Linked DNA regions of Homo sapiens: region 2 is linked to region 1. The links are chromatin contacts, found by Hi-C in ENCODE. All regions are on one chromosome and are shown on one strand. The core of a region is the stretch at or near the end of the contact, and the rest is flanking DNA. Distances in the headings are between cores, read along the strand shown.

Region 1 (3,508 bases), core at 475-2,974:
ATTCAACATTCCACTATTATCAGAGCAAAAATGTCAACCTTTAATGTTGGCTCTCGCTTGATCTGAATATTTAAAAGAGGCTTCTTTTTAAACCGTTTTATGTTTTGCTATTTATGCTGCCTCTTGCCCCAAGAGATTTAGAGGAAAGAATCTCTTGGTTTTGTTTTCCTTCCCTGTGAAACCCAGTCTTAGGCAGGCTGCCACTTTTCCCTGACATTTCCTTTACATAGTGCTGTTATTCTAAACTGATGGTCACAGAGTCCTTCTCAGTAACAGTTAGACAAAGTGCTCTGCATAGCTGATAAATTATAAGCAGGCACCGTGTGTTAGCTTGATGGATTGTTATAGTGAATGTGTGTGAGTCATGGGTGTTATTTTTGGTCAAAAGAATCCTGTGAACTTTTCTCCTCTATTTTGAGCACTTTGAAATGTACTACTTTCTTTTTTTTTTGCTGTTCTTTAAGGTGTATGTCAAGGAATTAGGCACCATATCAGAATAGTCATTTTCTAGTTTTCAAAGTTATTGTTTTGGAGTTGAGGAGGTGGAGGGACTGAATAGAAAAGAATTGTATGTTGACAAGGAATCTAGCCTGTTAAAGGTAAAAGAAAATTACAGTCACCTGCTTTGAAGCAGTGGTGCCACCCCCACCCCACTGTACTCCAGGGGCCAAGTTTAAAGCTGGGGTAGATTTACAGTGAACTCACTTGGAGGATTGCGATTTTAATAAACCACTGTTTTGCAGCTAATGTAGAAATGCTGGCTCTTAGTAGATTTCTTTTCAGCCAGGCTCCAGAGTAAATAATTTTCAATAATCACATCACTAGGTCTCTAAATAACTGTTTCCTAAAGCAGCCCTGCCCTCCGTCCTGGCCATCACTGGAATTATTGACTGATTTTTATAAAGTGTCTTCTTTACTCTAGTTTCCATATCCCTAGGAAAACCATTTGAGCTCAGTGCTTTTTAAAGTGAGGCCCAAGGACCAGGGCCAGGCTGCAACCTAATTGTTTCTGGTCCATGACAAGATACATACAGAAATTGAGAGTAAGTGTTCAGAAACTTTTATAGCAATTTGACAGCATGGTTTTATGTCTGTTGAATCTAATGATACACACTTGGGGTTTTATCTTCTTGTCTTCTTAAATTTATTTGCCTAGTAACTCATTTTTATTAGATTTTACAAAAGTATTGATCTAGTATGGATTGAGAAAAGAGAACTCTTTTCCCACCAACAGATTGAGTTGTACTGGTTTACCCATACAGTAGCTACCAATGTAGCCACTGCAGTTACATTGGTCAGTGAATGTCAGGGTCTTCCTGCCCACCAGAGACTAAGGAAATATTGATTTAAAAAGGGAAGCTTAGGGAGGTTGGAGATTTTTTTCCCTTGTCTTTTTTTACGTTTTCATTGTTGCCCTTACAGACATTTCTTTGGACCTCTCTTCCGCTAAATGAAGGTTTAGGTGAATTTTGCTGCATCTTCTCCAGATGGGGATGCTGAGATTCACCTGAATGTGCAGTTGGCAGCCAGCTCCCAGACCGAGCAAGCGCTGGGCTGCTCCTCCCGCTGCTCCCCAGGGACAGTCACTGCTGCCCAATGGCCTGGCCCTCCATCTGGTAGGGAGGGATTATGTTTGCTGCCAGGGAAAAGGATCAATGAGCTAATGTCTGGGGAATGTTCTGGAGTTCCGTGGAGGAAAGGCAGAGGCCGCCCACATGTGACACCTTGAGCTAAGGAAGGAGAGCTGTGGATGGAGAGGGGGAACCAGGAAACGAAAATCAAGAATTGAGTCATCTCTCGACTTCGCTGTAGTCCTTGTGGTCAGCCTGCTCTTGTGGCCTTGAGCTGCGCTTTCAAATGGAAGTTTTGAGATGTGATGGGGTGAGGGAGAGAGGGAAGCCTGTTTGCCTTTTCCCCTGTCTGGGACTTTTTCTCCAAGATATCTACAAGGCTCTCTCTCTCCTTTTTCAAGTCTTGATGTAAATGTGGCCTTCTCAGTGAAACCTTCTGCGGCCCTTTCTTCCAACACATTCTATTCCCTTTGCCTGCTTTATTTTTCTCTGCAGCATGTTATCATCTAGCACACGGATTCATTATATATTCTATTGTAATATAATGTAGTTAATGTAATGTCACCCATTCGATGTCAGTTTCTAAGGGCAAGGGTTTTGTCTGTATTGTTTGCTGCTGTATCTCCAGGTCTAAAACAGTGCCAGGCAGATGCCAGGTGCCCAATAAATATTTGTCAGATAAATGAATGAACAAATAATCAACAATAAAGGGGCAGGATTGCAAAGGAGTCAGCTGTGTCCAAGGAGAGGCCTTCGCTGCATTTACACAGCTCTGTTCACTGAGCGTTGGAGTAGCAACCACGGAGTGGGCACAGTTGAGGGAGGTAACCCACCTTTAGTGAGCCCACACATGATGCCAGGCACTGTGGTAGGCATTCTTTGTTCATTATTTAAAGATCAAATAACTATGTGTTGCTAGCTCTGTCTTACAGATGGGAGACCCAAGAGATTAAGAAACTCCTGTCATGTCACCCAACCCAGGAAGTGGCATGATCAGAATGCAGCCTCTTCTCTCTGATTCCTCCCATTTAGGGAAATTTCCAAAGGCAGTCATTTGTTCACAGTGTCTCATGTTTCTTTGCTTTCCTACCTACAAAATAGGTTTTGATTTTCCTCATCCATCACTAAATTTTTGTCTTAGGAGAACAGAAATCTGGGAAAATTAGAACTCAAATATTACAAGATGGGAGCTTTGCAAATAGGGGGCTGAAAAATTCGATGGAGTTACTGAGTAATGTTCTCAAATAAGTGAGTAGAGATCAGGGCTTGATTAAATCCAGCCAAAGGGGATGAATGTTTTTCTTTTTTTTCTTTTTTCTTCCTTTTTTTTTTTTGAGACAGAGTCTCTCTTTGTTGCCCAGGCTGGAGTTCAGTGGCATGATCTCAGCTCACTGAAACCTCCACCATCTCCACCATCCCAGTTCAAGGGATTCTCCCACCTCAGCCTCCACTGTAGCTGGGACTATAGGCATGTGCTACTATGCCTGGCTAATTTCTGTATTTTTTAGTAGAGACAGAGTTTCACCATGTTGGCTAGGCTGGTCTTGAACTCCTGACCTCAGGTGATCCACCCGTGTCGGCCTCCCGAAGGGCTGGGATTACAGGTGTGAGCCACGGCAGCTAGCCAGGGATGAATGATTTTCTATGCAAGTCTCCATGCCAGGCATTGGTTTCAGTCTTGGTACACTCTTATTATTCCTGATCTCTCCTAGGGAGAGTGCAACCTCCACACTCAGCTTATTGCCTCTTATTTTAAAAATAGTTATGGAGCATCTACTAGGTGCTTGGGAGAGGTCAGTAGAGACAACGAAGTTCCTTGCCCTTCATGGAACTTATGTTTTAGTAAGGAGAGGGAGACAAGGAGTCAACAGTAAGCAATGAACCATGAAGTAAATGATAACAGATGGCAAGTGCTCCAGAAAAAAAGGTAAGGTAGC
Region 2 (3,508 bases), core at 589-3,088, 520 kb before region 1:
CCCTCTTTCCAGGTCATCTCTACAACACTCAACTCCAATTCTTTGACCTCACCAGGATACAGTCTATTGATTCTACCACCTGTTCACTGTCCCTCTCCCCACACATGCCTTCACTTCCCTCCTTCATCAGGTTAGAACCCAAAGTTCAGAAACACAATCACTCCTCTTGCACGTAACTTCAACTCTCTTTCATCTTTGCCTTGCTTTGTCATACTTGCAAAACGACAATCCTGGTTAAACCCAACCATGCCTGCACCCACACAGCCAAACAGAACGGAGAGAGACACATACAACCTTATTCAACCAGTGTCTCTCAAATAATAACACCGATCTCATGTGGGTCTTAACACTGACTGGCAATCCTATTAGGTTTCCCAAGTCCACCTGCTTTGTTAGCTTTTTCATACCTCTTCTTTCTCCTCAAACTTCCAATATATTCTTCTCCATCTTCACCCATAAACAATGCCCTTGCTTCTTCCTTCACTGAGAAAATGGATGTAACAGTGCCCTCTATCACGCCTACCCATCTGATTGCACGGATGTGCCTCCCGTCTACCTTCCCTCCTACTTCTGTGACGGTACCACCTGCTGCTCTCTAGAGCCACAACAGAGTTTCAAAGCATCCCGGCAGCGGAGGGAGACTAGCTAGATTTCATGGAGGGCCCTGAAAAATTAGACATCAATACCCTGGCGACTGGATCATGGTAGATAACATGGTGCAGACTACAGTCTGCAGGGTGCTAAGATTTCCTTATCACCTAGTTTCCAAATTTGGCTCTATACAACTCTCACATGGCCAGATAACTCTCAAGCCAGAGGCGGAAAGATGCACAGGTGAAGGTTTCCTTACAAAATGGCTGGCAGGTAATAACTCTCAGCAGAAAGTTGGGTACAACTGGTTTATACTCGATGAAGTTTTATGTGAACAAGAAATGCTGATAACACCCATGCACGTTCTGTCTGGAATCCAATGCATGCCTTCCTTGTCCAATTTAGAGGTATTTTTAGTGGAGGGTGGTTATCCAACCCGTACTATAAAACGTGGACAAGAGAAGCCAGGTTCTTAAATATATCCTGTGTGGCAGCTACATGCAGGCACATTTGCAGCTGAAGTTTGACAATAACTCTTCCTACTGCTATTAAAACTGTAAGCAAACTTAGGGCAGGGTCCCTGCATCTACCATTATGTCTAGCTCATGAGCAGCACATAGTGGGCTTTTTTAAAAAGTTCATTTAACTAATAAACCAATGAGTGAAGAAGACTTGGGGAAGCAGGATTGCGTGACGGTGTTAAGCTGTGTGAAAACTGTTACTTTAGCCATAAAAGTACCGAAAATAGCACAGACATCACCTTTCGCATATATACTTAAAGTTTACTGCCGTCCTGGGAGGCAGGGAAGGGGTAGCAGGTGGCCAGCCATGTCTGCAGAAGGGGAAACTGAGGCTCCGGCCGCCTGTGGCCCGAATGAACAGGCTCGGGCTCGGTGTTCTTGGGCCCCCCGGGAGCAGACCCAGCACAGGCGGGCTCCCGCCGGCTCACTCACCTCGCCAGCTGTGTTGGCCAAAGCAATGAGATCCCGCTTGGGCGACCAGACCAGGAAAATAATCTCCTGCGGGAGCTGCTTCTCTCCCACCACCCGGAAGGATGGGAAACAGGTCGGAAAACGCAACATGGGGACGGCCCTGCAACGACACCCCAGTCAGAGGCCGGCAGGAGCCCCCGGCTCTCCACGAGGAGCCCCGACCGCGCCTGTACCTGCAAGAGTCCCCACCGGCAGACTAACACGGCCCCAGTGGCCTCTCCCCTCCCTCTGCCGGCCGCGCGCCACAGCCTCCAGGCCGCCCCGCCCCGCCGCTGTCGCGCGCTCCAGGCACTTCCGGCGTCGGGACTGCCTCGCGAGAGGAGGAGGAGGGGCGGGGCGCGCACCGGTCTTGGGGGTGCTGAGAGCCAGAAGGGGCGGACAGGGACGGGGCGCGGTGGGCGGGGCAGGGAGGAGCGAGGGGCGGATCGAGGTGGGGGTAGGATGGGGCCCGTGGGCGGGGCAGGGAGCAGCGATGGGGCAGAGCTAGGAAGGGTGGGGCACGCGGGCGGGGCAGGGAGCCCCGAGGGGCGCGGAGAGGGAGGGAGCCGCGCGCCGGACCCAGGTGCTGGTGGGATCGCTGGGCGCCGGGACCTGAAAGGGCCCGAGAAGGGCGGGGCAGGCCCCTGCGGCCACACGCAGGTCTTTTGGGAACCCGTGTGTGCACGTGTGTGGGCATGCTTGCATACCTTTCCCGTTTTCCCGGAAATTCTCTGCTGTGGGCAAAGGGACGGTAGGGGTTTATGGGGTAGGCTTCAGCGACAACGGGGAGATGAAAAAGAATATGAACTTTAGGTCCTGATCAGCTGGCGCCTCCTCTAACAGTTACTAAGCGAGTAGTTCTCATGTCAGTCCTGGTGGGTCAGTATAGAATTTTAAAAGTCCCCCTGTCCAAGCAGCACCCCAAACCAATTAGAAGAAAATTAACCCTGGATGGGCCCAGTATTTACTAAAACTCTTTGGGTGATTCCAATTTGGAGAGAAGAGGCGCGTGCCCTAAAACCTCCCTAACAGGCAAATAATACTGTGACATCTCATCCCATTTAACCCTCACAACTTATTGGTAGTTGCAGCACCGTCATAACGAATAAAGAGTGTGGGCTCAGGGCCGGGCGCGGTGGCTCACGCCTGTAATCCCAGCACTTTGGGAGGCCGTGGCGGACGGATCACAAGGACAGGAGATAGAGCCCATCCTGGCTAACATGGTGAAACCCCGTCTCTACTAAAAAATACAAAAAAGTAGCCAGGCATGGTGGCGGGCACCTGTAGTCCCATCTACTGGGGAGGCTGAGGCAGGAGAATGGCGTGAACCCGGGAGGCGGAGCTTGCAGTGAGGCGGAGCTTGCAGTGAGGCGGGGCTTGCAGTGAGGCGGAGCTTGCAGTGAGCCGAGATTGTGCCACTGCACTCCAGCCTGGGCAACAGAGCCAGACTCCGTCTCTAAAATATAAAAAAAGAGTGTGGGCTCACACACGATTTCTTCTATAGGTACTTGGGCATTTACTATGTGGAGGAACTGAGGCTACAGCAATGCATGGGACGGGAACTCTGCCCAGAGGCTCACAGGCCAGCCTGGCAGACTTGTAAATCAGAACTCATCTGATGTTGCTTTATGTAGGACACATTTAAATGAGTCAACCTGTTGACAGTTCCCACAGCTATGACCTCCCTAAGAGAATGTGACAGTACCATCCTAGGGTTCTTAAACTTAAAACCTATGGTAGAAAGCCATCTACTTTTTACTACCTTTCACTTGTTCAAAGAAGAAACAGACGGCAGGTCCTTTAACTTTCAACAGGCCCCATCTTCTTGACCTCTGTCTGGATCTAGCCCCTGGGAAGTAGATGACGGAGGGAGACTAATTCATTCAGCATCAAGTAACTATTTTGTGCCAAGTACTGTTCTTAATCCTTGACTTTATACCTACCCT

The links. Hi-C counts contacts between places; a loop is a spot of excess contacts on that map. Pooled maps may share reads with other maps.
Region 2: a loop to region 1 is called in a map of IMR-90, with 3 times the contacts of the local background. The contact joins the promoter of ANAPC4 here to the enhancer-like site in region 1. A Hi-C loop is called at or near these places in 1 of 168 maps with a recorded cell type or tissue (IMR-90), 1 of 37 single-sample maps with no recorded cell type and 4 of 50 pooled maps.

What each region holds. Positions count from the first base shown.
Region 1 is chr4:24,854,972-24,858,479 of GRCh38, reverse strand. The region is part of intron 3 of CCDC149 (coiled-coil domain containing 149); the gene reads left to right. Among named protein-coding and RNA genes, the nearest start is that of CCDC149, 56 kb to the left of the region's middle. RefSeq lists enhancers at 1,047-1,547, 1,548-2,048. Within about 2 kb of position 1,724, at least 2 of the 41 ENCODE cell types and tissues checked have a DNase peak (open chromatin) inside an H3K27ac peak, as active enhancers do.
Region 2 is chr4:25,375,593-25,379,100 of GRCh38, reverse strand. It overlaps ANAPC4 (anaphase promoting complex subunit 4), which reads right to left and starts at 1,838. Exons shown (of 29, transcript NM_013367.3): 1 at 1,757-1,838; 2 at 1,545-1,683. The coding sequence starts at 1,673. RefSeq lists enhancers at 1,436-1,505, 1,536-1,595 and a silencer at 1,716-2,135.